Regions from separate parts of the Homo sapiens genome. Here region 1 is linked to region 2. Evidence: chromatin loops called from intact Hi-C (ENCODE). Cell type or tissue: Caco-2. All regions are shown on one strand. Links, peaks and the distances in the headings refer to the core of each region. The heading gives the core; the rest is flanking DNA.

Region 1 (15,961 bases), core at 3,646-11,645, 60 kb before region 2:
GGAGGTTTCAAGCACATCTTGCTTCTTCACAGAGTCCCCAGCCCAGGGGGCTTTGATAGGGTAAAGCCTACCTGCAATTAGAATCACGATTCTGGCCCAGAGTGGGCTAGAGCAGCCCAGCGGACCCCTCCCCAAGTCCCCTCCCAAGGATGCTCCTGGCTCTCCAGGCGATAACCACACCTAATTTGTACTTTTTATTATTTATTTTTTTAGTTTTTTGAGATGGAGTCTCGCTCTGTGTCCAGGCTGGAGTGCAATGGCGTGATCTCGGCTCACTGCAAATTCCGCCTCCCGGGTTCAAGTGATTCTCCTGCCTCAGCTTCCCGAGTAGCTGGGATTACAGCCACGCGCCACCACGTCTGGCTAATTTTTGTATTTTTAGTAGAGACTGGGTTTCACCTGTTGGCCAGGCTGGTCACGAACTCCTGACCTCAAGTGATGCCTGCTTCGGCCTCCCAAAGTGCTGGGATTACAGATGTGAGCCACCGCGCCCGGCCCACCAGATGTGTACTTCTGAGGGGCCTTTGTCCCCTTACTTGTCTGCTACCTCCACCAGGTGGGAGCCCTTCAAGAGCACTGGCCACGTCTTGTTCACCCTGGCATCCCTAGTGAGGCCTGGCCCAAGTGAGTGACCTGTAAATGGCACGCCAAGGCCCTTCAGGCTCACTGGGTTTCCTGTGGACACGGCATTCTCTATGTGTGCCTGTACCCATGTGCTCCTGGCACACTGGAGGGGCTCACGTGTCCCACATAAGAGAGGTGAGTGGGGGCAGGGCCTGGCCAAGGAGCTGGATGAGAGGTGGGGCAGGCCTCATTGAGCACTTGGGAAATTAATTGAGGGGTCCACATTGAGCTCCCCACTCTCTCCTTCCCCTCCTCTTCATGAAACTCTTCAGGACCTCGCTGTCTTGTCCTTGGGTGACATGAGGGCCGGTCTTAGGTGTCGACTTGGCTAGGCTACAATCCCCAGTTATTCCATCAACACTAATCTAGGAGTTGCTGTGGAGGTATCTCGTAGATGTGTATCTTAGTCCATTTTCTGTTGCTATAACTGAATACCAGAGACTGGGCAATTTATAAAGAAAAGAAATTTATTTCTTAGAGTTCTGAAGATTGAGATGTCCAAGGTTGAGGGGGTCCATCTGATGAAGGCTTTCTTGCTAATGGTCAGTGCAGGGCATCGTATGGGGAGGGGCTCACAAGAGAGAGCCAAGCTGGATTTTTGTAACAGACTCACTCTTGTGATAGCTAATCTACTCCCATGATAACCCATTAATCTATTAACCCATTAATCCATGAATGCCCACATGACCCAACTACCTCTGAAAGGCCCTGTCACCTGCCAATACTATTAAATTAGGGATTAAGTTTCAGATTGAGTTTTGGAGGAGACATTCAAGCCACAGCAATGTAGTTGATATCTACAATTGGTTGGGGTTTTTTGTTGTTGTTGTTTTAGAGACAGGGTCTCACTCTGTTTTCTGGGCTGGAGTATAAGTGGCTTGATCATAGCTGACTGCAGCCTTGAACTTTTGGGCTCAAGTGATCCTCCCCGCTTGGCCTCCAGAGTAGCTAGGAGTATAGCCTTGAACTTTTGGGCTCAAGTGATCCTCCCGGCTTGGCCTCCAGAGTAGCTAGGAGTATAGGAGTGTGCCACCACACCGGGCTAATTTTTTTATGTTTTGTAGAGATGAGGCTCTTGCTCTGTTGTCCAGTCCTGTCTCAAACTCCTGGCCTCAAGCAATCTTCCTGCCAAAATACTGGGATTATAGGCGTGAGCCACTGCACTGGGCCGGTTAACCTTAAATAAAGGAGATAGCCCTCAATAATCTGAGTGGGCATGAGTCAATCAGTTGAAAGGCCTTAGGAGCAGAGCTGAGGCTTTCTTGAGAAGAAATCCCACCTGTGGCCTGCAGCATCAGCCTGAGAGTTCTGGACTGCCCCTCCTGAGAGCCTGCGCTATGGATCCAGCCCCCACGGTCACGTAAGCCGATTTCTTGCAACACATCTCTCTCTTTTTTTTTTTTGAGATGGAGTTTTGCTCTTGTTGCCCAGACTGGAGTGCAATGGCACCATCTCAGCTCACTGCAACCTCCGCCTCCCAAGTTCAAGTGATTCTCCTGCCTCAGCCTCCCGAGTAGCTGGGATTACAGATGCCTGCCACCACGCCTGGCTAATTTTGTATTTTTAGTAGGGACGGGGTTTCTCCACGTTGGTCAGGCTGGTCTCGAACTCCTGAACTCAGGTGATAGGCCCGCTTTGGCCTCCCAAAGTGCTGTAATCCCAAAGTGTAATCCCAAAGGGATTACAGGCATGGGCCACCAGGCCTGGCCGCAACACAACTCTTAATATATGTCTCCTATTGGTTCTGTTTCTCTGGTGGAATCTTCTCAGATGCAGGCAGGCTGGGGAAGCTCCCTGTACCTGGGAAAGGCAGGAGGAATCAAGACGGTGCATCAATGCCCATGCTGGGGCCCTCACTGTATGGCACACAGAGTGCTAAGACTTTTGTCACATTTAACCCCCCAAGCATCATATGTCACAGGTTTATTATCCCCATTTTATAGTTGAGGCAACTGAGGCACAATGAAGTTATGTGGCCAAGGTCATACAGCATGCTGCAGGCCTGGATCATAAACTCCTGGTTCCAGGGCACAGCGTTTTAACCTTTTTCATGCCAATGACCTGTTTCATCTTGGTGAAGCCATGGACCCCTCCTCTGAATGATTCTTTCATATGCATTAAGTAAAATAAAGGTTACAAAGGAAACTATTTCTAAAAAGTAATCATCAAAATATCCTAAAACATAAACTTATAATACAGTAATCTATGTACTTTTTAACTAAAGCATCCCATTAACCGGACTATTGGGGTCTACATGTCACACAACTCTATGTCATGTATCTGTGATTATTGTACTGGGCTATGAAAACTCTATGATTCTCAGGAACAGAAAACTAAACACCACATGTTCTCACTCATAAGTGGGAGTTGAACAATGAGAACACATGGACACAGGGAGGGGAACATCACACACCGGGGCCTGTTTGGGGGTGGGGAGCGAGGGGAAGGAGAGCATTAGGACAAATACCTAATGCGTGCGGGGCTTAAAACCTAGATAACGGGTTGATGGGTGCAGCAAACCACCATGGCACAAGTATACCTATGTAACAAACCTGCACATTCTGCACATGTATCCCAGAACTTAAAGTAAAATAAAATAAAATAAAATAAAATAAAACTTTGTGATTCTTCTTGGTGGCAAAGTCACACTTATTGTCAATTCTATGTGTGGTTCCTTGCTTACCTTCCTGATGTTAGTGATAAGAGTGTATTTCTTCTTCATCCAAGTTAACAGACCCCCTGAATGATCTCTGATCTAGGGCAGACTTCACCACCCTTCTGTGGCACCTGCTATGTGCCAGGGGCTTCACTCCTGTCCATGAGCTTGTTCCATCGTCAGCCCTAAAAAGCAGATGCCACAGAGGGGTGGTGCCTCCTCCCTTCAGGACGCAGAGGGGCATGAGGGGCGAGGGTCCCTGGAAGACACAGTCCGTTGGGGAAACTCCCACGCCAAGCTCAGCGCCCCCCTCCCCGCCCAGCTCTGATGGCCGGCCTGCCCTTGCTCCTGCACTGGTGGCCCCCAGGTCTGGACCCACTTGCATTCCCCCCACGTCCCTAGTGTCACGCCGCAGCCCAGCCCTGCGGCTCCCTCACTGCTCCTCTCAGGGACAGAGGCCGTGGCTGCCTTGTGTTTCCTGCAGAATCTTCCCGTGTTTGTGTCAACCCGGGGCTGAGCTCAGCCAGCTGGCTCACCCTCCTGCATGTAGAGTGGCTTTGCCGACTGGCAGCCTGAGGATGAGGCAGAGGTCTCTGGTGCAGAGTGAGAAGGGGCAAGGGTGACAGCCAGGCTGCCTCAGGGCTTTGCTCGCCCACCTCCCCGCCCACCCCCCCAGTGCCTGCCATCAGTACTGGAGGTGGGAGTAGGGGCTGTGGGGGCCTTCAAGTGCAGCAGCTGGAGAGGCACCCCCACATCTTCCTCCTTCCCCCCCAAAACAACCAGGCCAGCCATGATGAAAATAAATCTCCCAGCGTGACAGCCTGATTTGGGCCTCAGCCTCACCCCCTCCTCATCTTCATGTTGCTTCTCCCACTGTGAGAAGAAAGGGATGAGGAAACAAAATGTTTCAGTGCTCATTGTGTGACAGGCACTTTAAAAAATAAATACATTTTTAGAGACGAGGTCGCGCTAAGTTGCCCAGGCTGGAGTGCAGTGGCTATTCACAGGCACGATCCCATGACTGATCTGCAAGGGAGTTTTGACCTGTTCTATTTTCAACCTTGGCTGGTTCACCCCTCCCTGAGGCAACCTGGCGATCCCCTGCTTCCAGGAGGTTACTGTATTGATGCTGAACATTGTATGGGCCCCCAATGGGCACTCCGGGTGCACTACAGCCCAGAACTCCTGGGTGCAAATGATGTCACCGCAGCTTTCTGAGTAGCTGAGGTGCACGCCACTGCGCCCGGCTTGTGCCAGGCACTTTGAATACATGATCTTGTGTACTCCTCATCAGCACCTGGGAGTTGTTACTATCACACCAATTAGACAGGTGAGGAAGCTCAGGCTCAGAGAGGGCATCACCCAACAATAAGAGGCCAGAATCTGAACCGAGCTCTGGTGCCAAGATCCAGTCTCTTTCCACTTCGTGCACTGCCTTCCTCTGGTCGGCTTTTACAAATCCCTGGCTCTCAGCTCCCAGGCTGCACAGAGCATCTTCTATCATTTAGAAAGCCTGTATCGGTTCAGACTGAGGTGTTAGTCGCTGGATAAGTTGCTCTTCCCTGGGATATTTGCGTTTTAAGAGGGCTTCAGGGAGATAGCTGCACTCAACTCTCAGAGAATGGCTCTGTTGCATGGCACATGGGCTGAATGCAATTGTTTGAGGTTTCAGAAGATGAGAAAGGTGTGTGAGGCCTGGGTTAAGGCAGCATGGAGCTGAGAGCTTGGTGTGTGGGCAGGTGGGCAGAGGAAGCTGCAATGACTAATGCCACTTGAAGTGCTGCTTTGCCTAAACTGCCCCTACTGGTCCCACCCTCCTGGTGAGTGAACTACTCTGGCCCCTGGGGGAATCCTCCTTTCCTGAGAGTGCCCCCGAACCCACAGCCTAGAACTATGACTCCGTGTTAACTTTCATTGTAAGGAGTGGGAGGAGAGAGCAGTGGAGGCGCCTCCACTCAGGACTTGGGGATTGGCTGAGTGGCTGGGGGGCTGGAGCCGACTAAGACCTCTTCGGTCCACCGCCCAGGAGAAAGACAGGGTCTCCCTTCCTTCTCTGCCTCCAGAGCCTGTCCAGGGAGATGTTTCTCTCCTTCTCCTCCTCCTCCTCCTCCTCCTCCTTCTTCTTCTTCTTCTTCCTCCCCTTCCTCTTCCTCTTCTTCTTTGGAATTAAATGTGGAACAGGGAGATTCTCATTCCGTATCTCCCCCAACCCCAACTCTCCAAGTTAAGGAAGGCTTGAGTGGTTACACCCATCTGGCAGAGGGGGAAACTGAGGTTTGGAGAGGGGAAGGGACTGTAGAACCACAATAGGGCCTGGGCTTGCAGGAGGGAGGACAGTGGAAACACACTTCCTTCTGTGATGTTAAATCTTTGCCCCCATTTTGAGAAATGCAAGCTTCTAAAGGATTTCCTCTTCTCAAATCATGTCCCAGAAAGCATTACTGTGGGGGCCTTTGGGAGACAATGCCTCAACCCAGAATTTCTGAGAATGAGTATCACAAATATTAGTGTCCCTGTGAATAATACAACATAACAGTTTTCTAGGGTTTTCTACATGCCAGGCTCCCTTCTGAGAGCTCTCCATGCATCGACTCATTTAACTTCCATGACAGCCCTATGAGAAAGGTGCTACCTTCATTCCCATTTCACAGACGAGGAAACAGTGCACAGAGAGTGTAAGACACTTGATCAAGGCAACACAGCTAGTCAGTGCCAGAGCTAAGTGTGCAACTCAAGCTAGAATATTCTAGAACCCAAGCTCTACTAGTAAATAAAATCTGGCCAAATATATCAGGGAAAAATAACACAATGACTGTTGGTGTGGTAAAGGTTCTGAAAAGTTCATCAAACAAAAAAAATGTATTTTTTTTTTTGAGACAAGGTCTTCTGTCACCCAAGCTGCAATGCGGTGGTCCAATCTTGGCTCAAAACAGCCTTCGTCTCCCAGGCTCAGGTGATTCTCCCACCTCAGCCTCCCGTGTAGTTGTGACTACAGGCACACACTACCATGCATTGCTAATTAATTTTTTTTTTTTTTTGTAGAGAGAAGGTCTTTACAAAAGTTTTTTGACACAGTTTTTGAAACCAATTTTACCCAGGGATGCTTTTTTTTTTCTTTCACTGATGGAAAAATTCTTTGAGAATTGCTGCCTTGTCCCCAAAGTGACTCCAGTGAAGCCCAGACCCTTTGGTAGAGTGGTGGGGGCTGGAGGATTTTTCTGGTTCCCAGTGACCCCAAAATTCCACCCACTGCCTGGCTGCCTTCTACAGAGTTGCAGGCCCTCCCTAAATGAATCTTACAGGATCATGTGTTCCTTCCAAATACTTTACAAAACATGAACATGCAGGATACAATCAGTTGGGAGGAAGCCCTTTTGATGTTGTCAAAGCTGCATTTTTAGCCTCGTGCTTGAATTCTCTCTCTTCTGCCTGTTGGAGAGGGCTGGTGGTTGCCTCATTACAGCTGTGTTTCATGGGAAGTGTGTGTGTGTGTGTGTGTGTGTGTGTGTGTGTGTGTGTGTGTGTCAGAGTGGGTATATAGAGCAAGTAGCTGAGAGGCAGGAAATAGGGAGTCCGAAAGGCAAGAACTGTTCCTCTCAGCCACCCAGCCTCCGGCCCAGGCAGGGAGGAAGTCTCTTGTGTAGGCATGAGCAGGGAGGGGAGGGCATATATGGAGTGTCTGAGATCTCCACACAGAGCTATGGCCGCACATCAAAGCCTGGAACATAAGCTAATTCCTGGATTTCTGAAACCTGATTCCTTCCTGCCAAGGGAAGTCCGGCAGCCACAGCCATTAGCACCACGGACAGCGGCAGGCCTGCAGGTGCGCCCCGGGAAAGGCCTGGACTTCAGCTGCTCAAGGAGCAGGCAGGCATTGGTGGGACTGAGTTTTGATAGATCAATGGGATATTTTTGCACTGCACTGGGGCTTAGCTGGACTCACTGTCTTTTACTTCTCCCGTATCCCACCTAATGAATACAAGGTCACAGAGGGTGGTGACAAGGTGAGGACAATGGTATATCCATGCCCTCCAGGGGTGTGCAGAAGAGACAATTGAGGCTCAGCAACACTGTGGCACTGGACTGCTTGAATCCCCTGCCGTACCTGTGTCTTCAGTGCCCAGCACATGGCAACTTCCCAGTTAATGTTGGTGCATTGGGAAGGTGAGCTCTACTCCGTGGCTAAGTTCTACATCTGCATGGACTAAGGGCTGAGTCTCCTCTAGGGGAAGTCCATATGGTCTCAATGAACTTCTCTGAATCACAAGCTTGCTTCCCCCAGCAATCCATAGCTTTATTAACATGACTGCCAAGAAGAAACAAATAGCCACACCCCTCTAGTGACCCCTGGGGCTGTTGGTGGCTTGCTGTGCCACCCAGGGAAAAACAGCCTATGCTGGGCTCTCCTGTCTTATTCTATTCCATCCCACAAATGCATGTTGAGTGCCATCTCAGACCCGCCCTGTAGTGATGAGGAGACCAAATGACAGAATCTTTGCCTAAAGAACCTGCAGATTCATAGAGAGAAAAGCCGCTCAGGGGAGATAGGATGTGGCAAGGGCCATCTGAGGATTGCCACTTGTCACGTGTGTCACCCCAGCTCTGGGACATAGGTGGTTTGGGGAGGAAAGGTCCATGTTGGCAGATATTATCATGAAGGCAGAGAAGGAAGTTGGTAAAGTAACCCCCACAGGCTTCTCAGCTAGTGAGGGATAGAGTGTTTCTGCTTTCTGCTGGATCTCGTATCTTGCACATAGTAGGCACTGGATAAATAGTTCCTGCATGGATGAATAATTAAACTGCACCACCCAGATACAGGACAGAAAAAAGCTGGCAGGGGAAGGGTGGCTTGAATGATTGGTTCTTTGGCTGGCCTAGTGTGGGAATAAGCCGAGCTCAGTGCAGGAGGACCTGCTTAAATCATCCTCATTTTGGGTTTCTGAGAGCTGTCTCTCTCTCTCTCTCTCTCTCTTTTTTTTTTTTGCAGGGGACTTGGGCTCTGGAGAAAGCAAGCCCAGACACTGCAACAAGCTCACAGCTCCATGAAGATCCAGCCAGGGCCAGCCCCTTAGAGGTGAGATAATTAGGGCCCCAGTAGCAGTCTCTGAGAGGGCCAAGTGAGGGCTTTCTGGGGCTGGCTGACCCTCTTGACTCAAACGTGTTGCTGCTGCTTCTGGGTTAATGGGCCTGGTGGGTGCTTTCTCACTGGTCACTGAGCAGGGCTGTCTGATGTCTTCAGGGGCTAAGACTGGAGCATTCTTTCTCCACCCCCTTTAGCTGTGAGCATCTCAGGAGCTAGGGCTGAAAATGGAAACAGGCCTGTGGGTCACTGTGGCCCAACCTCTCAGAACAGCAGGAGCCTGTGCACTCCACCTCGCCCCCGTTCTGCCCTACACTGTAGGGCACTAGTTCCTGCCTGAAAGGACTGGAAGAGCCTATGGCTCCTATGCGCCACTAGCTCTAGCTGAGTGCCCAGCAGAGGTAGAAAATATGATTTTCCTTCTCTTTCTTTCAGAGCAATCACTCACTAGACACATGAGGAAGACTAAGGGGCTGGAGGTGGGGTATGCAAAGAGAGGTACAGGGCCAGGCTTACTACAGTGTCTCCAAAAAGGCCAAAGATAGTGCATAAACAAAATGGAGCTGGAAGACAGAGTAATCAATACTTGCAGAAGCAGGGTCCTGGGAGAATGCTTGATGGGAAAAGTGGCACATGTAACATACTGTCCACACCAGCCCTGCACAAACCCTTGGCTCTGTACAGACCAGCCTCTTTGCTGTGCCCCAGACACCAGTTGGGCAGCTCCACTGCACTATCCACCCAGACCTCTCACAGGTTCAAGTCTCACTTGTCCTTGAAGGTCCTGCTCTGTCTCTTCATCCTGGGATAGACTTCAAGTGCCTTGTGTGGCCACAGTGACTTGCATTTGGCAACCTCTTCCTGCCTGTACTCCTTGTCTATACCACCTAAATACAGATGGCTGCTTAGGTGCTTTCTGTTTGTTAGTCTTGTTCCTCCATCCAAGCTGCAAGCTCTTTAGCAAGAACATCATATTCATGCCTCCCACCCTACCCACCCCAGCACAGAATTCTGCATATGGTAGGTGCACATGCTATATGGAGGATGAATGAGCAGATAAATGAATAAATAAGGAAAGAAAGCAGAGAAGAAGAAAAAGAGGGAGAGAAGGAGGGAGGGAATGAGAGAGGGAGGGAGGGAAGAAGAAAGGAAGGAGGGAAGGAAAGGAGAAAAGAGGGAAGGAAGGAAGGGAGAAAATAGAGAAGGAAGAAAGGAAGGAAAGAAGGAAGACTTCTCTGTTTTTTGCAAAGGCTAACAGGAACCTGCATGGCCAATCAATTTCCTTCTTTGCCCTCCTTTCCTAATTTTCCAGCATAAAGAGTATCTTTTAAATTTTTTCACTTTTTGAGCAAACTATGACATGAGATCATATATGTAAAATTTTCAGGCACTATAAAATAATCAATAATTTAAAAATATTTATTTGACACTTGCCATGTCCTCATGACAGTTCCTGCCCTTTGGAGGCTTACCGTCTGGCTGGGAGAGATCAGCAATATATGCAAGAAGCCTTCAGCCAGACTGACCTGGCATCTGGGAGCTCCAGATCTGGGGGGACACATGTCCAGGATCCCAGCATAATCTGGAGCAATTATTGGAGTGATTACATATGACAGTGACATTTATAAATATATAGCTTTATCTTAGTTTCCCCATCTGTAAAACAGGGATGCATATCTCATAGTGCTGTGAGCATTAAAATAATTAATATATCTAAAATGCTTGGCATAGGGATACAGTTAGTGCTCAGTAAATATTACCTATTATTGCTATTGCCAGCAGATAAAGGAAGAGCTTGGAATATTGCAACAGAGCTTTTAGGGTACAGGCCTGAAATGGCTTACATCAATCACTCAGCTCACATTCTATTGGCCATTGTTCTGTCACATGTCCTCACCAGTCTGAAGGAGAGGCTGGAAAATATAGCTGGGCCCTGCCCAAGAAGAAAAGGAAATGATTTTGTGACCTCACAGTGTTCTCTCTGCCATCATCCACAATGACTTCCATCTTGCCATACGCAATGGATACCTTTTTATCCTCATCTTACTCTATCTCTTGTGGACTTTCCAAATTACAGATCACAATCCTCCCTTCTGAGCTGCTCCCCTCTGTGAGGCCATTTTCCTGGCTTTCTTTCCTACTTTGACTGCTTCTGTTTCTTTTCTCCTCTATCCATCTTTTAAATGGCTGGGGTGAGCATGGGGGGATTGTTATAATGAGCTTGTGCTCTCTCTCTCTCTCACACTTCAATCTCCATGAAAACTTGCTTGTGTATAGCTCCATTATCAATTTTTTAAAATAATTTTTTAAATAGAAATGGGGTTTCACCATGTTGCCCAGGCTGGTCTCAAACTCTTGGGTTCAAGCGATCCACTCGCCTTGGCCTCCCAAAGTGCTGGGATTACAGGCATGAACCACCGTGCCTGGCCAATAGCTCTATTTTTAAACCTCACTGCTGAGTACTAGACTTATGTTCATTGCCCACAGGATGTCTTCATTCATATATTTCACTCAAAATGAACATTTCCCAAACTGAGTTCATAATTCCTTCCACCTCCCAGCAGTGACAACATATTGCTCTTCCCCAAATATCCCCACCTTCTCATGCTCACTCACCCAGTTGTTCGACCCAAATCTTAGAAGTTAATCTTGATTTTTTTTTTCTTTTCCTTCTCCTTCCTTAACTTCTATCTCAAATCCATCAGCAAGACCCATGGGCCCCAAGTTCAAAATATACCTGGAATTCACCTACTTCTCTTCTACTATCTCAGACCAAGCCATCGTTATCTTTTGCTTAGATCATGCAATAGCCTTCAAACTGGTTTCATTTCCAAAACCCACCCCCACTCCACCACCACATCCATTCACCACACAGCAGCCAGCGTGGTCTTTGCAAAACATAGATGGATCACATCACTTCCCTGCTTAAACTCCTTCAGCAGTTCTCAATTACACACAGGAGACAATTCACCTCTTTCAACATGGGCTCCAAGGCCTTGGGTGATCTCCCTCCTGTCTATCTCCCTGACACATCTCCTGCTGTCCTTCCCTTTGGGGATGCAGGCAGAAGATTGGCCAATGTATTCCACATGATGTCTCTAAAGAGCTTACACTCTAATTGGGACACAGGTCTGATTTAGAGACAGCATGTCAATAAACACCCATGCTGCAGCTGTTCAGGTACAAACTCATGTGCTACGGGTAGAAAGAAATGGGGGAGCTGAGGGTGTCTTGTAGAACAGCTAGAGTAGAAGGAACCAAGACTGTTGTGTACCACTGTGTACTCAGCACGTGGCATGATGGCTGGCATATGACAGGGGTCAATAAACACATATTGAGCAAATGAATGACATACACAAAAGATGAAGATGAATGAATGATACGATTCCTGCCCTACTGGAGCCCATAGCCAGGTGGGGGAGGCTAACTAATAAAGAAATGCATGATGGTAAGACATAGGATGGCAGGGTACATTCAACGTACTCTAAAGCGTACATGGGTAGGAACTATCAACTCAGCTTAGAGAAGGGTCACGGAAGACTTCAGACAAGGAAGTGACACTTAGCTGAGACTGAAAGGATAATTAGAGAGGAGTCCAGATGAGATGCAGGAGACAGGCCATGGTGCAGGTAGATGAAGCATGGGGCCCACTGCTGGTGGAGGCCACTAAAGAACCGGACATGACAGTGTGGAACCAAGCATCAAACTATGTGTCACAGAGCACAGGGCTCTATGAAAGGATAAGATAGAGAGCACTGGTTGGCACATAGTAGGTTGTCAGTGTATGTTGGCAGAAGGAATGCCTGCTGGATTACTAAAGGCAATTTAGAACAGATTTGAGTGGGTCTCGAAATGTAAAAACCACAGTCTAAATGGAAGGCAATATGTTAATATAGGTCATAATTAGTATTGAAGAGAAGATAGTCACCAATGATATGGATCGCTCAGGAGGAGCAGAAGCCAGGTGGATAAACAGGTATGTCAGCTGGGTGCAGTAGCTCACGCCTGTAATCTCAGCAATTTGGGAGGCTGAGGCAGGTGGATTGCTTGAGGCCAGGAGTTCGAGACCAGCCTGGCCAACATGCCAAAACCCCACCTCTACTAAAAATACAAAAATTAACCGGGCATGGTGGCGGGCACCTGTAATCCCAGCTACTTAGGAAGCTGAGGCAGGAGAATTGCTTGAACCTGGGAGGGAGAGGTTGCAGTAACCCAAGATTGTACCATTGCACTGCAGCCTGGGCGACAGAGTGAGACTCTGTCTCAAAAAAAAAAAAAAAAAAAAGAAAAAAAAATAGGTATGTTCAACACTCCAGCAGGCCATGCCTTCTGGCCCTGCCATGATGGGTGGGAGGAAGGAGAAGCAAGGGGAAAGACACCTCTTGACTTATTTGGCTGCTATGTGGAGGCTGCCTGGGCTCTGCCTGCCCTGGAGCCTGCTGCCCCTGCCTCCTGGTGGAGGGCTGGTCTTGAGAGGCGCTCCCAGGAATGCTGATCCCCAGGGAAGGTAGCTTTGCTTGTGGTCTGCCAAGGTGAAAGCCTGGGTCTCAAACATCTGACCCTCCTTGCTTCATCTTTGCCCAGATACTGCAAGGACAAAATCACTGGGACTTGGCAGTCTCCAGCAGTCTGAAAGGCTGGGGAATTCAAACGGAGTGAGTGTCTGCCTGGAAAATGTTTGTCCAGGTGGAACTGGTGACTGGGAACAAACACTCTGGGTAGTTTTGAAAGACAAAAAGACAGAGCAGGGCAGGCTTGGGGAATGTGGGAGGCATGGGACATCCCCCTTCTGCGCTCTGGAGAAGGACAAAGGATGTGAATTATCTTTGAGCTTCTCTTTTTTTAAAACCCTAACCCTCCCCATGCCACCCTGCATATTGCCTTCATGTCGCATCCTAGTGGTCATAACCATGGCAGGGGAGGTTGAAAGCATCAATAGCTAATAAAAATAGCTAAGCTTCTACTGAGCTAGCTATTGTTCTAAAGCCTTTACATTAATTGGCTCGTTCAGTCTTCTCAATAACTTAGAGGTAGGTTCTTTTTCCATTCCCATTCTACACATGGAGATCCGAGCTCAGAGAGATGAAGCAACTTGCTCAAGGTCACACAGACAGGAAGTCTCAGACCCAGGATTGGAAGTAGGCCATGTGGCTCCTGAAATCACGTGCTCTTGGGATGACTCTGAGGCAGAGAGTGGAGAAAGACTCCCAAGTCTGAGGAAACCAGTGAAGACTGTGGCCAAGAAGTAGCTGTTGAAGCTGTGTTCACTGACAGGTTCAGATAGCCCCTGATCTGGGTGCCGGGAGGATCCTGGCTCTGTCATGTGGGTAAAATGCACTTGGCAAACACCCTACACTTGCAAAACCTTTTTTTTTTCCTCATTGGTGCGGTGGGAAAATGATCACTAATCCACAGTAACATGAGGAATGAATGAAGGAGCACGTGCAAAGTGCCTGATGCATACGTAGTAGGTGCCAATAAATGTGCTCCTTCTCTCCTTGGTAAAGTTGGCTTCCGGCTAGGCTCAGTCATCCTTTCCACAAATATATGTGGAGAGAACAGGCTAGAGCAACGAGGTTGGGAGTGGGGAAATGACCCAGGGTGATCAGAGGACAAAAATAGATTTTAATTAACCCGTAAGAACCTAGTGCAGGACAAATGAGAGTTAGCTTCAAAGCAATAGCCTTAGGTGGGTGCACTGTTGTTCCAGAGATGCTGATGCTACACCAAACACTGACACCAGCCCTTAGATTCTCCCCCCAGGACAGGCCTGGTGTGATTCCCATGTTGGGGGTGCTAGGGCAGGAGGCGGCCTTTTAAGGAAACTGAGTCTCAGGGACAGGAACCACCTGGCAAAATCACACAGCTACTCAGGGCAAGAGCAGAAGCTGGGGCTTTGATTTCTCCGCTGGAAGTCTCTCCCACACCGGCGGGCCTCTCATCCTTCCTTAGCCTCACATGCTACATTGGAGATAGACTATTCTGCTCTCATCTGAGGCCATGGTTTATTCAAGACTGGCTCAGAATGGCTTTGGACTATTTGGACTATTTTCTAAAATAACTAAACCCATCTCAGGAGGAGGAAGCTGGGGATGTCCAAGGGAATGTGCCCATGCATCTGCCTGGCAGTGGCCGGGCTTGGAGTAGAAGCTGAGTGCACCATGATCACTGCCAAGTGCCGGCATCAAGCATTTGGTTTCTACACCAGCTTCACGCAGAGGACAAGGGCCAGCCATTTTCTGGTGGAAGAAAAGGTCTGAGGCGAATATTCCTTTTTTTTTTTTTTTTTTTTGAGATGGACTTTTGCTTTTGTTGCCCAGGCTGGAGTGCAATGGCACGATCCCGCCTCACCGCAACCTCTGCCTCTCTGGTTCAAGCGACTCTCCTGCCTCAGCCTTCCGCGTAGCTGGGATTACGGGCATGCACCACCATGCCCAGTTAATTTTGTGTTTTTAGTACAGACGGGGTTTCATCATGTTGGTCAGGCTGGTCTCAAACTCCCAACCTCAGGTGATCTGCCCGCTTCGGCCTCCCAAAGTGTTGGGATCACAGGCGTGAGCCACTGCGCCCGGCCGCAAATATTCTTGTATTGGGAGCCTTGGGCTTTTTAGAGTCACCTCAGAGGTTAGTGGGGTGCTCTACGGGAGCCTGTTTAAGAGTCTGGAGTCCTTAGTCTAGGTTTGCGAAAGATCTTCCAGAAGCGAGATCTATTCAATTCTGAAGAAATAACTCAGGAGGTCTTTCAGAAACTCCTTCCCGCTGGACCTCACGGGACTCTCCTGGACTCGGTGGGTTGAGGTTTGATCCTCTTTGCAGGCCAGGGGATGGATTAGGTGACCCCAGAGGAGCCCTGCTGACACCTGGATTCCAGCTGCTTTCGTGGCCATGTGGGGGTGGCTGTGCGTGCCCCGCCACTGCGTGCGTGGGTGTCTGTGTGTGTTATCGGTGGGGGGCGCGTGAGTGTGGCCGCGGGTGGGTGTGTCCGATGTGCCCCGGCTTGGGACCGCGCCCGCTGCGCCCACTTGTGGCTCCTGGGAGCCGCCAGGGGGAACCGCGCCTTCACCGCCTCTGCCGAGGACGCCGCCAGATAGGAGGCTGATGACATGAGGGCTCCGTCTCCCGAGTGATGGCAGCGCGCGCTGCTTCGCCGCCTCCGCCGCTCAGCCCCGGACTCCTTACGTCAGGGTAGCGGGGTCCCCCCTCCGCGCGGGAGCCAGCGAACAGCGAGAGAGCACAGCAGAGCGCGCCGCGGAGCCGGGGCGCCCTCACTGCGCTAGGAGCCCCACTAAACCCAGCGGAGCGGAGCCTGGCGGGAGGCAGCGCCGCGGAGCCAGCGCCGGACGCCGCAAGCAGACTCCCCGGCCAGCGCAAGCACTCCCTGGCCGGCGCCGGACCCTCGGGGCGCCGGATTCGTCTTGTGTGCCCCACGTCATGCGCGCGGGCGTCCGCGGCTCTCCCGACCAGCCCCAGCGCGGTGGGCCCAGGCTCAGAGGTCCCGGCGCCTCTCGCTGAAGTAGTTGGGTAGCCGGGGCTGGGGGTCGCCACGTCGGGGGCGCGGCCAGGACCCGCGGAGCCGGTCCCCGAGCGCGGGGAGCGGGGCC
Region 2 (15,961 bases), core at 4,074-12,073:
ATGTCTGAGGCCAGTGCTCTTGGGGTACAGATGTGGATGGCAGAGGCCCTGGTGTGGGTGACGGGGAGCATCTGGGAGACAGCGGTCCACCATCCCTCTCCTGGACTTGTGTCTGGCCCCCACTAACAGAAGAGCATAGGATGGTTTCCACCTTAAGGTCCTATGAGAGGAGGGGTGACAGTTGCCCAAGGGCGGGCAGCATTCTTCTCAACTCAGAAGGTTCACTTTGACTGGGGCACACATCATGTCACCCTAGGGGACAGGAAGCAAAAGCAACAATAAAAGTTGCACCAGCAGCAGGGGCTACGGGACAGAGCTTTTTTTTTTTTTTTTTTTTTTTGCCTTTTTTATGGGCTTCTCCAAAGGAAGCCAGACCTGGAGGGGAGACAAATGCTGGACACACAGGGAAGCTAAGAGAACTTGTGGGGACAAACTTGAGAACCTTCTGAGGACTTCCAGAAATAATCAGGGAGACTTGAGGGCTAGGTCACGGGTCCTGAACGAGTGGGTAAAAGAAGTGAGGTTCAAGAGAAACCTCATTTCAAAGGCTATGCCTAGCATGGGCTGGGCACACAGTGGGTCCCCAACCGTACTTTCTTGTTAATGCATTCATTAGGGCCACTCTCATTAGTGGGGATGTACATGCTGACTTGTTCTCTGCATCCCAATCAAATGGAAACCTGCGTGGAATGACAATGCAGGCTTCTGAGGAAGCGATGCAGTCGCTGTGGCTCTGAGCCTCCTTGGGGAGCTGGTCTGCCAGCTCTCCTAGCTACCTGGGGCAGAAGTTGTTCTCACTGCTCAGAGCTGGGCTGCTGCTGGCTTTCTTTGCACTGGAAAAGCTCAGCTCCACGTGCTTGCCTAGCCCCCTAACTTCCAGCAAGAATGTTTGGGACCCGAAGGGGAGACCAAGGTGTCTGCAGTGGCCAAGGGCTCTTCTGAGTGAATCTCTTGTTTGATCTCCCGGAACAGAAACTTAGAGCAGATTCTATTCCAGCCCCTCAACATACGTGGTCCTCAAATGGACTGAGGGCGGAGGAGCACAGCAGTGCAAAAGGGATGGTGAGGAGCAGTGGGTGGTGATGGGGGAGGAGGTCCTCTCTCCTCCCTGAGCAGGGCTGCCATTCCATCCACTCAATTCCAGTACATTTGATTCTGAGCCACAAGTGGCTTGTTCCTCTCCAAAGAAGCATTTGAATTTTAAAAGAGGACCCTGGAGAGGAAACACTTAACCCAAAGGAATGAATATTTAATGCCGGCATTTCAGGTTCTGGCGGGGAGAGCTCTTGGGGGGCCTTTCCCGATGTTCCACAGAGTACACCCCCAGCCGCCTACCTCCTCTGCTCAGGATGAGGCCAGCCTGGCAGCAGCTGCTGGGAGAGAATGCAGTTCTGGGCTGGGCTCAGTTTTCCTCTAACTCTGTGTGTCCCCAAGCAGGCTGTGGGGGTACTTGTTGGGCCCCAGCTGGCTTCAGTGTTAAGACTCTCAAAGGGGTGGCTCAAGGGATAAATTGTCCCCTCTTTTTCTTTTTCTTTTTTATAAAAATTGGGCCTGCAAGTCCCTTCAGGTGGGGCCACACTCTCCTGCTCAGCACGCCGCCCCCACTTTCTCTTGTCTTATACAACCCCTGCCTTGTGTGTGTACTTTACCCTCTGCCCTAGGAGTGTTTGATTATGAGACCCCCTGCTTTCACGAGGTTGTCATGGGGACCAGGGGCAGCTAGGAAAGGTTTGGGGGCTGTGAGCTGTGCATGGATGCAGAAATGAATGGGATGACAGCTCCACTCTATTTTCTGTCTGCCAACCTCAAAGCTGGGCTGGGAACCTGACATAGGTAGACTCATGTCATTTGCCCACAGCAAGGAGGACATCCCCATGTAGAAGGGGTGGGGACAGAGGCTCAGAGCAGTTAGGTGACTCGTTAAGTCATTGGCTGGTAGGGGTGGAGCCAGGGTCTGAATGGAACCCTAATGCCCACACTCTTTCCTCTTCACATGTGGCTTCAGCACCTCTCCTGAGATGACGACTCAAGCCTTACTATGGGTCGTCTTACAGTGGGGGCTTCCTGGGTGATGTGGCTGTTTGGGGAGTACCCTCAGATGGGTGGCATTGTCAGATATGAGCTCCTCATGTGATGGAGGAGAAGACAGGGCCTCAGTTTTTCTTAGGCTTTAGTAGGGAATTCTGAATCCAGGGATTTGTGCTCCAAGGGCTTCTATAAAGTGGGGCTGCCATTCAGTGTGCTCCTTGGCCTCTTTCTGGATGGAGGTGTAGAATAGATCAGTTTCCCCTTCAAAGTTTAGCCTGTTAACTTTCTTTAAAATTCAAGAGGGAGAAAATTGTGAAGTACCGTGAGTTCTGAGTTCCTCTCCAAAGAACCAATGTGTCAATATGTTCAGCTTCCCCGTTCTTTGTTCTCCATTTTAAAGTTTAACTTCCTCATTCTTTGTGTCTCCTTGCCCCTAGCCTCAGTAAACAACCCCCTCCTAGCCTCTATCACCTGCTCTGAACTTAGTCATCCTTGGTCACCTGCTCTGTTCTTAGTCATCCTGAGTCACCTGCTCTGTAACCGCCCTTCCTGCCGAACTACTCACCCTGCCACTCTGGCTCATATTCCTGCTCTCTTTAAAATAGCCAGTCAGAATTAGCTTGGAATGTGTGGTCCAATCCTAGCCAATAGGGGAAAGACACAGCAGTAGGGACTAGCTGCGTTAGGGTAAGAAGCCCTTCCCCTCCCTTTTCCGGTGTGCTCTCGCCACTGCTCCATCCGCAAGACACACCCTTCTATAGAAGTAAATTGCCTTGCTGAGAAAACTTTTGCCTAAGTGCTATTTTCACTTGGTGGCACCGAGCACTTACTTCCAACAGAGGGCTTAGAAGACAAATTAGGGATCATCTGTGCCTGTTGCTGTCTACTGGGGTGGCAGGACTCCTTTGCAAATGCCTGGCTGGTTCAAACATTGCAGCAGTGGCTGTGACCACATTAGGACTCCCTGCTTGCAGGACCACCCATTTGGGTATAGGCCCCACAGCTTAGGAAGTTGTCAACAGCTGGTGGCAATGGCAGAGTCAGAGGGCTGTGTCCTTTGAGCCTGTTCCTTCTCTCTTCCTGGCCTTGTCTTCCTGCCCCTCCCTTGGGATTCTGGCTCTGTCCCTGAAGCCCATTCCCCCTGCCTCAGGCCTTGATGCCCACAAATCTATCTACTCCATAAATGGTCTCATCAGACAAAGCCCATGGCCAGCCTGGGCTGGCAGAACCATTGCAGGCTTTTCAGTCAGACCCACGTGAGTTGGAAGCCTGGTTCTCTGGTTTACATCGCGAAATTGGGCAAGGTACTTCATCTCTCTGAGATGCGGTTTCCTTATCTTCAAAAAGGGTATGATGATGCCTCATAGGGTGTTTAGGCAGATTGAGTGTGTATAACAACATATTTTAAATTGTGCTTTACAATGGCCTTGCTTTTTCATGGAGGATTAGCACTCTGTCCTGGATGATTCTATATGAGTACCTAAAAGAGGCTCTTCAACATATTCTTGTTTGCCCGATATTCTTTTGCAAGAATGGACCATGATTTATTTAGCAGTCTTCTTCAGATGGACATTTAAGTTGTTTACAATATGTTGTGATGATAAATAATTCTGGGATAACAGTTTTGTATATTCATCATTTTACCCATATGTATCTGCTTATGTGCAACCTGCTCCTTTCCTTAGGAGTTTCCTCTCCTTGTCTTCTCTACCTGTGCAGGCATCTTACTTACCCTGCAAGGGCAGCTCCAAGGCTGCCTTCCTGTGAAACCCTCCCTGAATTTCCCAGGAGGGTCACGTTGCTCTCCTCCAGAGCCTGGTGGTTCCCTGTTCATATTTCCAGGTAGACTCCTATTCTCACATTTTAATCACTTAATTTGTATGTCTGTTTCTCCTTCTAAATTGTGAACTCCATGACCACAGGACTGTTTTTGACAGCAGAGGCTGCACATGTATCCCCAGTGCCTAGCCCATTGTTTTTCACATAGTAGGAGCTTAACTTTTTTATGCATCATGAATAAATGAAACACAGTCTCTGCCCTCAGGGAACTGATGGTCAATGGAGGAAATAAGTCATGTACACAGATAATTATAATGACAATGCAAGGCAGAAAGCACTATATGCCAGCAGAGGTACAGATTATTCTGTTTGGTGCTTCTGAGCCTTGACTGCAAATGAGAGTCACCTGGGGAGATTTTTAAACACTATGCCTGAGCGCTATCCTCAGAGAGTCTGGTTTATTTGGTCTCACGTGGAGTTCAGCAACTGGTAATTAGAAAGCCCTCAGAGTGATTCTACTGCTAGCCAGGGTCAAGAACCACCCCTGAAATATTGCTCAAGTCAATGACTCTCCTGGGGAACTTGCAAATTCCTCAGGGAACTCCTTTCCTGGGGAAATGCAAATTCTGACTCAGCATGTCTGGGTGGGGCCTAAGGCTTGACATTTTTTTCCCGTTTTTTCCCCCAGCTTTATTGCAGTATGCTTGACAGATAAAAATTGTTCATATTTAAGGTATACAATATCATGTTTTGATATATATACACATTGTCAAATGATGACCATAATCAAGCTAATTAACATATCCATTACCTCACATAGTTATTATTTTTTCTGTGTGTGGCAAGAACATTTAAGATCTACATTTTTTTTTTGAGACAGAGTTTGGCTGTGTCACCAAGGCTGGAGTGCAATGGCACGATCTCGGCTCACTGCAACCTCTGCCTCCCAGGTTCAAGCAATTCTCATGCCTCAGCCACCCGAGTAGCTGGGATTACAGGCCCACACCACAATGCCCAGCTAATTTTTGTATTTTTAGTACAGACGGGATTTCACCACATTGGGCAGGCTAGTCTTGAACTCCTAGCCTCAAGTGATCCACCCACCTTGGCCTCCCAAAGTGTTGGGATTACAGGTGTGAGCCACCGAGCCTGGCCAAGACCTACATTTCTAACAAGAGCCCAGCTAATGCTCTTGCTGCTGGTTGTGAACCATGCTTTGAGTATGCCATGTTCTCAAGCAGCTGTTGCTAACCCTGGTTGTACATTTGTGTTCCAACTTCCGGGCTGATCTCCAGACCAATTAAGTTCAGAATCTCTGGAATTGGAAACCTAGGCATCAGTATTTTTAAAAGCTCCCAAGTAATTCCAATGTGAATGAAGTATGCCCTTCTAGCTGTGTGGAAAGATGGGTGTCTTGGAAGGGATGGCACTTCTGGAAGTGGGACAAGGGCATTTCAGGGGAGGAAACCTGCTTGACTCAGAACCACTAATTGTTCTTCTAGTTCTAATACTCTAAGAAAACCATGATTGTACTGGAGGATGGGAGACCTGGGATCCAGTTCTTGTTCTGATGGGAAGCATCTATATGCCCTTTGGCAGTTCATTCATTCATTCATTCATTCATTCACTTATTTGTTTGCTGTCAAGTATTCTGTGGGGTCTGGGGAGACAGCATTGAAGAAGACAGACCTGATCCCTACTTTCATGGGGCTCCCTGGGTAGTAGTGAATTCACACAATAACAGTAGTAATTATCATAGAGCATGATAAATGGTATGATAGGGAAAGTATAGGACAATGCTCTGGATTCCTCACTGATGAGATGGATAAAGATAATGAGGCTTTCCCTTTCTACTTCACAGGATAAAATGACTGTCACATGGGATAATGAGTTTTGGGAGGCTGTGCAAAATTGTATAAAGGTCTGAAGGAATGTCACACATGGAAGCTCAGAGTGTGTGTCTAATAGGACAGAACTGATCCACCTGACAGGCAGGCATGTCAACAAGACCTCAGCCACCAGCGTTTTTCTGGATTGCTTTGGGTTTTTGTCAGGAGCCCTGATTTTAACCCTAATGCTCTCCATGGCCCCCAACACCCACACAGGCACTTAGTGGAGTGTGGTTTTCAATGGGGTTGGTTTTATATAGAACCTTCATTTATCACAACCCTCAGGATGACACAGCTCTTCTGGAAGAGGTATGCAGAATGATCCTGGAGGAGCAGCAGGGAGAGGTGTGGGCCACCAACCTGCCAGCTGCTGGGGACCTCCAACAACCTTCAGCTCGTATCTGGGCCAGCTGGGGCTGCAGAGCCTGGATTTCCAGCTGACATTGCAGGTGGTCCTTGGCCTCAGCTGCCTGTGTGAGACGGCATGCAGGTGACTGCAAGGCAAGCTTTCATTCCTCTTCATTTTTCAAAGCCTTTAACCTCCCTTGCAGCTAGGATGCTCCACTGACACCACAGAGTAGTATGGGAAACAGGACAAAAAAAATGCATCCTTCCTCAGGGTGGCTTTTGGTTGCTTGGTATTTGTTATTTCCAATTAGGCCCAAGTTAACTGGACCATGGCATATGGGTGTTCACCATGGATGTTTCTTGTCCTTTCTCCACTGCCACTTTCTGAATCCAGGGCCTTACCTCCTCAGCTCTGACTCCTGCAAATAGCTTTCTGACTGTGTAACTGCCCCTGGGATCAGCCCTTTCATTGCCCCCATATGCTGCTGACAGGATGTTTCTAAAGCACAATTTGATCTTGTCACTTTCCAAGTCAGAGCATTTTGGTAATTTCCCACTTCCTACCAAGTCAGGTCCAAACTACTGTCTGCTTCCAAAACTTTCCATCATCCTCCATTGTCCCTAGCCCCTTAAAATTTTAGCCCCAACTAATTGAAAAATGTATCCCTGTTTCAGACTGCCAGTGCCCTCATTTCTCCCCTCTACTTCCCCCACCTTCAAACACACACACACACACACACACACACACACACACACAAGCCCACATCTAGGGGTAAAGCACATTATTGCCCTACCTAGAATGTTTACATTACCATCTTTTTATCTAAATCCTGTTCATTCTTCAAGGCTCACTTTCCTCCCTCCCATAACAAACATCTACTATACTTGCCCTGACCCCTCATGCAGTTTGGTATCACTTGCTCACTCTCTGTGTCACATGTGCTCATTATGTTTTCACAGCAGACGTTGTGTGCCTTGAGTACAGGAACAAGCTAGTCATATGTGCATATGCTGTCAGCATAAAGCTGTGCATAAAGGAGGCTCAATGAGTTAGTTGGTTGAATAATAAATCCCTTTTAACAGACCAATAATATCAGTCAGAGGGGCCAGTGCTGCAAGTGGCATGTAGGGATGACAGAGACCCAGTGAGGGAAAGAGAACACCTATGGAAGTCAAACAACAGCAAGATGAGACAAGCTTCCACTATTAGAATACCATTAAATGGAGAAGAGAAATTAGTTTCGTTCAGTAGGCCCTTAATGAGCATCTACTATATAATCAGCATAAATCCCCTGCCCCAAAGGAACTCAAAGTTTAGCTAAAGTGAGAAACCCATATTCAGCCAAATACAACACACTGTGATGCCGTGATAACATGACCTAGGGCTACAGGAGCATCAAACAGCAAAGAAATAATAAGTGATCTTCCGTTGACCTGCTTTGGTTGTTGATTGGGGTCAAAGAAGTCACTATCAGAAGCAAGTGGCTGCTGTCAGGGAATTAGAAAGTCAGAGGCAGGATGAGGACACAAGAGACAGAACAGTGTTATAGAAAGAGTATGGGCTTTGGAATAAGCAAGACTTGGGTTTAAACTCCAGCTCCATCCATTACTGTAATAGCTGTGTCACCTCAAGTAAACAGCAGTTCCCTCACCTTTACAATGGAGATAACAATACCTATTTTCCAGGCAGTGAAGAAAAGCAAGATAATGCAGGCACTGCACTTAGCACAGTCCTTGGTACACAGTGAGAGCTAATGGATTTGAGCTGCCATTTCCCAATACCAAACCTTTCGGACTCCTGGGCCAGAAGGAGCAGGCTCAGGCCTTCAGCACCACGGACAGCGCCAAAGGGGCAAGTTGGCTGTTCCTTCTAAATCAGAAAAATCATAGGAGATAACAGTTACATAGAATTTCTTTGCCAGAAACGTTATATATATATTAGCTTAGTTAATTCTCACAACAAATCTACAGAGAAAATATTGCTTTTTTCCTCATTTTAACATATGAAGGAACCAAGGCACCGCAGATAATTAATTGTCCAAGGTCACGGAGGTAGTAAATGATGGAGGCAAGATTTGATCTCTGACAGATTGGCTCCATAGCCCATACTCTATTGCCACTAGGCTATGCATTGTCAGGTCTTCAGGATGCCCATGTTCTTTGAGGTGGGACAGGTGGGACTGGCAGGACTGTCCTTTTCGTTTCCTCACAGCTCTTTCTCCAGGGATCCCCTTTACTTTGTTTGGTTCTGAGGGCAGGGCCTCAGCCAAGTAGTATTCTGTTTTTGTTATGGCCACACCCAGCATTTATGTGCCTGGTTCTCTTCTTTCTCCAAAATCCCCCACCCCAGGCCCCTCTCCTCACATATTTCCCTCCCCTCATCTATTCTCCCACCTTTCCCTCACAGTTGGGGGTGAAGGAGGAAAAGAAAAAAGAGTGAATTGAGTAGGAAAGAGAAAGAAAGGCTGAGATTAGAAGAGGTCTCAGGAGAGAGGGAGGAATAGGAGAGTGAGCAAGAGAGAGAGAGAGAGAGAGAGAGAGAGAGAGAGAGACAAGAGCCTGAGAGATGGTCATGTATTCCAGTGACAGTACACCAGGAGTAAAGAGGGGGCAGAAGAAGAGAGATGGGAAGAGAATGAGTGAGGAGTGAGGAGGGAAAAATAAGTTAGAAGGAAGCAGGCATAGAAGATGGAAGGAAAAAAAAAACGAGGCAAGGGGTCAACAGATATGAGTAAATGAGTAAATGGAAAGAGTATATGAGAGGAGAAGAGAATGTGAAAACTGAGAAGAGACATGTGATGATGTGGAGAGAGGCAGGGAGAGAACTGGGAAGGAGGAGCTGTCAAATAAGTCTCAAGTTCTGTTAAGCAGTGAGCTTACAACACATGTCTCCCAGATGGAGCTAGAAAATTGCCCCTTCCTGAAGGAAGGAGAGAGCAAAAGCAATTGCTCTCTCCTTCCTCAGGTCTGGAGGTCCAGCAAATTCAGGGAGAAGGGTGGGAAACTCTGCCAGTCTACTATAGAATCATGAAATCTTGCAAATTTTAAGGATCCCTGAGTTTTCCTTTCTTTGGTCAGACACACTCTTGTCCACTCAGCCATGCCCACTCTTTTGCACCCTTTTTCCACCACATGGGCAGAAAAGAGTAGGCATGGCTGAGTGGAGAAGAACAATCAGGAGGGATTGCTGCCCTCCTGAAAAGAGCTGCTATCTGCCATCACCCTCTGAGCCTTGCCTATAATTGTGAAATGAAAAGCATTGTCCTTTTACGGAAATGTCAGGAAGCTAGTGAGATGGCATTGCTATAAAGAGCTACCTAAGACTGGGTAATTTATAAAGAAAAGAGGTTTAATTGACTCACAGTTCCACAGACTGTCAGAAAGCATGACTGGGGAGGCCTCAGGGAACTTACACTCATGGTGAAAAGTGAAGGGGAAACAGGCACATCTTACATGGCCACAGAAGGAGGAAGAGAGTAAAGGGGGAGCTACACACTTAAACGACCAGATCTCCTGAGAACTCACTCACTATCACAAGAATAACAAGGGGGAAATCCTCCCCCATGATTCAATCAGCTCCCACCAGACTCCTCCCCCAATATTTGGGATTACAATTTGACATGACATTTGGGTAGAGACACAAATCCAAACCGTATCAGATGGATTTTTGCAGACCCTGTTTGGTCATCTGATAACTTGAAGGCCTGCCCTCTGGAGGAAGGACAGGGGAAGCATTGATACTTCTTTATCTAAAGTTTGTCCCTGTGAGTCTGAGGTGAGGAGGGTGCATGGTATCACCCAAGTCCTCACTTCTTTTAAACTAGCTGCAACTAATTCTACTATCAAGAACCAGAGAGCATTTATGGAACATTTATGCGTGCTTGACATGGTGCCAAGTGCCTTTTCACAATGTCTTGTGTAATCCTCATAAAGACCCTGAGAAGTAGGCATCATTAATCCCCAACTTTGCAAATATAAAGCTGGGGCTGGGGGAGGTTAAATAACTTATGCAAGACCACGCAGCTAGTGAGTGGTAGAGCAAGGAACCCATTTATTCAGTCTCTAAGGCCTGTGTTCTTTCCATAATGAGGTAAAATCATGTCATAATATTGTCTTCAGAAGTGAGGACACCTTTTACCATAAAATTGGGAAGCTTGAATGTGAAGTGGCTGAGACCATGAAAGCCTTGCTTATAAGACATGTCTCATTGTCTCAAAGGAGGCAGAAATATCCCTGTGTCAACCCTTATGGGGAGTTAGTCCTAAGAAAAAGAAATGTATTGTTAATTTCTGTGCCCAGAAGAGGAGCCCATTTGTATTCCAATCACGCAGGGAAGAACTTTTTTCTAATTTCCACAAAGGCCCCAAACAATGTTTTAACTGTAGCCTTGTAGCCCTGTTCTTTCTCTTTTCCTTTTCATTTTCAAATGTATTTCCCAGACTTCTACTTCCAGAAATAGTTCTAGCTGTTTAAGTATCTGGTTTTGGATTTACCTTCCCACAAAATGCAACGTCCAATGTCAAGCATTGGACAACAGGAAGCATAGGATTTTGATTCTTGAGAGAAGGAAAACACAAAAGATGTGTCCCATGACTTGCCCTGACTTTCTGCCTAGGATCCTTTTTCTAACCTTGTTACAGTGAAATGAAGCCCATGAAAAGAGTAAAAGCAGTGGTTTCATTGAACTGAGGAGGCAGAAATTAAAGTTTGGGGTCACGAAAGTATCTGAAATTTGAAAGGCAGGGTACCAGAGGGGAGGGACCTTCTAAGGGCAAAGTCTACATGAGGGTTTCTCTCAGGTTCTTGGCTGAGGTCTGTGCTGCATATATACAGGTTGGGATGCTGTACCATAGCCTAGGAAGTGGCTGCTGAAGGGTTGAAAGCTTAATGGAGGTTCATGAGGTTATGCAATGCTGAGAGATCTTGAAACTCCATTTTAACCAAAGTGAAGACACCTCACTGAGAATATTGGGTTATATCTTAGGAATAAGGACCATGCCCTAGAGTAAGAACTATATCCTAGACTAAAGTGGAAATCAAAATAAACTCATCCTGAAAAGCATAATAACAAGCCTGACAATATCCAGAGGATCCACTAGTAATTTAACTGTCTGTTAGAACCTAAAACAGAAGACAACATAATCCAAAATGCCCTACAAAATAGCATTAACAATGCCCAGCATACAATAAAAAATTACTAAACATACAAAGAGGCAGAATAATATGACTCATATTAAAAGAAAAAGCAATCAATAGAAACATACCTTCAGTTGACACAAATTTTGGAATTAGCAAACAGCACTTTAAAATAGCTATCATCAATTTAGTCAAGTATTGAAGAGAAAATATGAATAGAATAAGCAAACAGATTGGGGAATATCAACAGAGCTTTTTTAATACTCAAGTGAAAAGTCTATAACTATAAAGTAAAATATCTGAAATAAAATATTCATTGAAGATTAGATATTGCAGATAGAAAAGGGTCAGTGAACTTGAAGACAAATGAATATAAATTAGCCTAGTTGATGAAGAGAGAAAAAAGATTAAAAAAAGAAACTTGGGCTTCAAAGAGAATAAAATACCTAGGAATCCAACTTACAGGGGACGTGAAGGACCTCTTCAAGGAGAACTACAAACCACTGCTCAATGAAATAAAAGAGGATACAAACAAATGGAAGAACATTCCATGCTCATCCATAGGAAGAATCAATATTGTGAAAATGGCTATACTGCCCAAGGTAATTTATAGATTCAATGCCATCCCCATCAAGCTACCAATGACTTTCTTCACAGAATTGGTAAGTTAGAAGGAAGCAGGCATTGACTTCCAATGACTTTCTTCGCAGAATTGGAGATTCTTGTGATGTCATACAAATTTTAGAATGAACTTTTATATTTCTGCACACAACGTCATTGGGATTTTGATAAAGATTGCTTAGAATCTGTAGATGGCTTTGGGTAGTATTGTCATTTTAACAATTTTAAGCCTTTCAATCCATTAACATGTGATGCCTTTTTATTGAACTATTCTTTAATTCCTTTTAGCATGCTTTGTAGTTTTCAGTGTACAAGACATTTGCCTCATTGGTAAGTTAATGCATTGGTATTTTATTCTTTTTGATGCAATTGTAAATGTAACTATTTTCTTGACTTCCTTTTTGGATTGTTCTTCATTAGCGTATAAGAATGAAACTAATTTTTGCATGCTGATTATTGTATCCTGCTACTTTGCTAAATGTATTAGCTCTAACAGTTATGTGTGTGTGTCTGTGTGCATGTGTGTGTGTGGAGTCCCAGCTAATATGGCTAGAACTTCCAGTACTATGTTGAATAGAAGTGGTGAAAGTAGGCATCTTTGTCTTGTGATCTTAGGGAAAAAGCTTTCAGCCTTTCACTATTTAGTATAATGCTATCTCAGTTTTTCATATATGACTTATTATGTTGAGGTGGTTATATTCTATTACTAGTCTGTTTAGTGTTTTTTTTATACTTTAAGTTCTAGGGTACATGTGCACAATGTGCAGTTTTGTTACGTATGTATACATGTGCCATGTTGGTGTGCTGCACCTGTTAATTCGTCATTTACATTAGGTATATCTCCTAATGCTATCCCTCCCTCCTCCCCCAACCCCACTACAGGCCCTGGTGTGTGATGTTCCCCACCCTGTGTCCAAGTGTTCTCATTGTTCAATTCCCACCTATGAGTGAGAACATGCACTGTTTGGTTTTCTGTCCTTGCCATAGTTTGCTGAGAATGATGGTTTCCAGATTCATCCATGTCCCTGCAAAGGACATGAACTCATCCTTTTTTATGGCTGCATAGTAGTCCATGGTGTATATGTGTCACATTTTCTGAATCCAGTCTATCATTGATGGACATTTGGGTTGGCTCCAAGTCTTTGATATTGTGAATAATGCTGCAATAAACATACGTGTGCATGTGTCTTTATAGCAGCATGATTTATAATCCTTTGGGTATATACCCAGTAATGGGATGGCTGGGTTAAATGGTATTTCTAGTTCTAGATCCTTGAGGAATTGCCACACTGTCTTCCACAATGGTTGAACTAGTTTACAGTCCCACCAACAGTGTAAAAGTGTTCCTATTTCTCCACATCCTCTCCAGCACCTGTTGTTTCCTGACTTTTTAATGATTGCCATTCTAACTGGTGTGAGATGGTATCTCATTGTGGTTTTGAATTGCATTTCTCTGATGGCCAGTGATGATGAGCATTTTTTCATGTGTCTGTTGGCTGCATAAATGTCTTCTTTTAAGAAGTGTCTTTTCATATCCTTTACCCACTTTTTGATGGGTTTGTTTGTTTTTTTTCTTGTAAATTTGTTTAAGTTCTTTGTAGATTCTGGATATTAGCCCTTTGCCAGATGGGTAGATTGTAAAAATTTTCTCCCATTCTGTAGGTTGCCAGTTCACTCTGATGGTAGTTTCTTTTGCTGTGCAGAAGCTCTTTAGTTTAATTAGATCCCATTTGTCAATTTTGGCTTCTGTTGCCTTTGCTTTTGGTGTTTTAGTCATGAAGTCCTTGCCCATGCCTATGTCCTGAATGGTATTGCCTAGGTTTCCTTCTAGGGTTTTTATGGTTTAGGTCTAACATTTAAGTCTTTAATCCATCTTGAATTAATTTTTGTGTAAGGTGTAAGGAAGGGATCCAGTTTCAGCTTTCTACATATGGCTAGCCAGTTTTCCCAGCACCATTTATTAAATAGGGAATCCTTTCCCCATTTCTTGTTTTCATTAGATTTGTCAAAGATCAGATGGTTGTAGATGATTTCCGAGGGCTCTATTCTGTTCCATTGGTCTATATCTCTGTTTTGCTACCAGTACCATACTGTTTTGGTTACTGTAGCCTTGTAGTATAGTTTGAAGTCAGGTAGTGTGATGCCTCCAGCTTTGTTCTTTTGGCTTAGGATTGTCTTGGCAATGTGGGCTCTTTTTTCGTACCATATGAACTTTAAAGTAGTTTTTTCCAATTCTGTGAAGAAAGTCATTGGTAGCTTGATGGGGATGGCATTGAATCTATAAATTACCTTGGGCAGTATAGCCATTTTCACAATGTTGATTCTTCCTATCAATGAGCATGGAATGTTCTTCCATTTGTTTGTATCCTCTTTTATTTCATTGAGCAGTGGTTTGCATTTCTCCTTGAAGAGATCCTTCACATCCCTTGTAAATTGGATTCCTAGGTATTTTTTTATCTCTTTGAAGCAATTGTGTATGGGAGTTCACTCATGATTTGGCTCTCTATTTGTCTTTGATTGGTGTATAGGAATGCTTGTGATTTTTGCATATTGATTTTGTATCCTGAGACTTTGCTGAAGTTGCTTATCAGCTTAAGGAGATTTGGGGCTCAGACAATGGGGTTTTTTAAATATACAATCATGTCATCTGCAAAGAGACAATTTGACTTCCTCTCTTCCTATTTGAATACCCTTTATTTCTTTCTCTTGCCTGATCGCCCTGGCCAGAACGTCCAACACTATGTTGAATAGGAGTGGTGAGAGAGGGCATCCCTGTCTTGTGCCAGTTTCCAAAAGGAATGCTTCCAGTTTTTGCTCATTCAGTATGATATTGGCTGTGGGTTTGTCATAAATAGCTCTTATTATTTTGAGATACATTCCATCAATACCTAGTTTATTGAGAGTTTTTAGCATGAAGGGCTGTTGAATTTTGCTGAAGGCCTTTTCTGCATCTATTGAGATAATCATGTGGTTTTTGTCATTGGTTCTGTTTATATGATGAATTATGTGTATTGATTTGCATATGTTGAACCAGCCTTGCTTCCCAGGGATGAAGCCAACTTGATCATGGTGGATAAGCTTTTTGATGTGCTGCTGGATTCGGTTTGCCAGTATTTTATTGAGGATTTTTGCATCAATGTTCGTCAGGGATATTGGTCTAAAATTCTCTTTTTTTGTTGTGTCTCTGCCAGGCTTTGTTATCAGGATGATGATGGCCTCATAAAATGAGTTAGGGAGGATTCCCTCTTTTTCTATTGATTGGAATAGTTTCAGAAGGAAAGGTACCAGTTCCTCTTTGTACCTCTGGTAGAATTCGGCTGTGAATCTGTCTGTTCCTAGACTTTTTTTTGGTTGGTAGGCTATTAATTATTGCCTGAATTTCAGAGCCTGTCATTGGTCTATTCAGGGATTCAGCTTCTTCCTGGTTTAGTCTTGGGAGGGTGTATGTGTCCAGGAATTTATCCATTTCTTCTAGATTTTCTAGTTTATTTGTGTAGAGGTGTTTATAGTATTCTCTGATGGTAGTTTGTATTTCTGTGGGATCGGTGGTGATACCCCCTTTATCATTTTTTATTGCATCTATTTGATTCTTCTCTCTTTTCTTCTTTATTACTCTTGCTAGCAGTCTATCAATTTTGTTAATCTTTTCCAAAAACCAGCTCCTGGATTCATTGATTTTTTAAGGGTGTTTTGTGTCTCTATTTCCTTCAGTTCTGCTCTGATCTTAGTTATTTCTTGCCTTCTGCTAACTTTTGAATGTGTTTGCTCTTGCTTCTTTAGTTCTTTTAATTGTGATGTTAGTGTGTCGATTTTAGATCTTTCCTGCTTTCTCTTGTGGGCATTTAGTGCTATAAATTTCCCTCTACACACTGCTTTGAATGTGTCCCAGAGATTCTGGTATGTTGTGTCTTTGTTCTTATTGGTTTCAAAGAACATCTTTATTTCTGCCTTCATTTTGTTATGTACCTGGTAGTCATTCAGGAGCAGGTTGTTCAGTTTCCATGTAGTTGAGCGGTTTTGAGTGAGTTTCTTAATCCTGAGTTCTAGTTTGACTGCACTGTTGTCTGAGAGACAGTTTGTTATAATATCTCTTCTTTTACATTTGCTGAGGAGTGCTTTACTTCCAACTACGTGGTCGATTTTGGAATAAGTGTGATGTG

What was found. Peaks named below come from ENCODE experiments on the same cell type or tissue, not always from the same donor. Only the 100,000 strongest peaks of a DNase experiment are listed, where the experiment ranks them.
Region 1: it touches region 2 in a loop (9-fold over the local background); 6 of 110 quality-filtered maps call a loop at or near these places.

The regions. Positions count from the first base shown.
Region 1 is chr2:119,158,389-119,174,349 of GRCh38, reverse strand. C1QL2 (complement C1q like 2) reads left to right here and starts at 15,599. Exons shown (of 2, transcript NM_182528.4): 1 at 15,599-15,961. It overlaps LOC107985941 (a long non-coding RNA gene), which reads left to right. Exons shown (of 3, transcript XR_001739665.2): 3 at 1-3,249. It also overlaps the pseudogene RN7SL468P. In Caco-2, for the core only: no CTCF peak of the experiment used is centred there; a DNase peak (open chromatin) is centred at 7,079.
Region 2 is chr2:119,098,409-119,114,369 of GRCh38, reverse strand. No RefSeq gene overlaps it. Among named protein-coding and RNA genes, the nearest start is that of C1QL2, 52 kb to the left of the region's middle. RefSeq lists enhancers at 754-1,419, 2,002-3,201. In Caco-2, for the core only: no CTCF peak of the experiment used is centred there; a DNase peak (open chromatin) is centred at 7,869.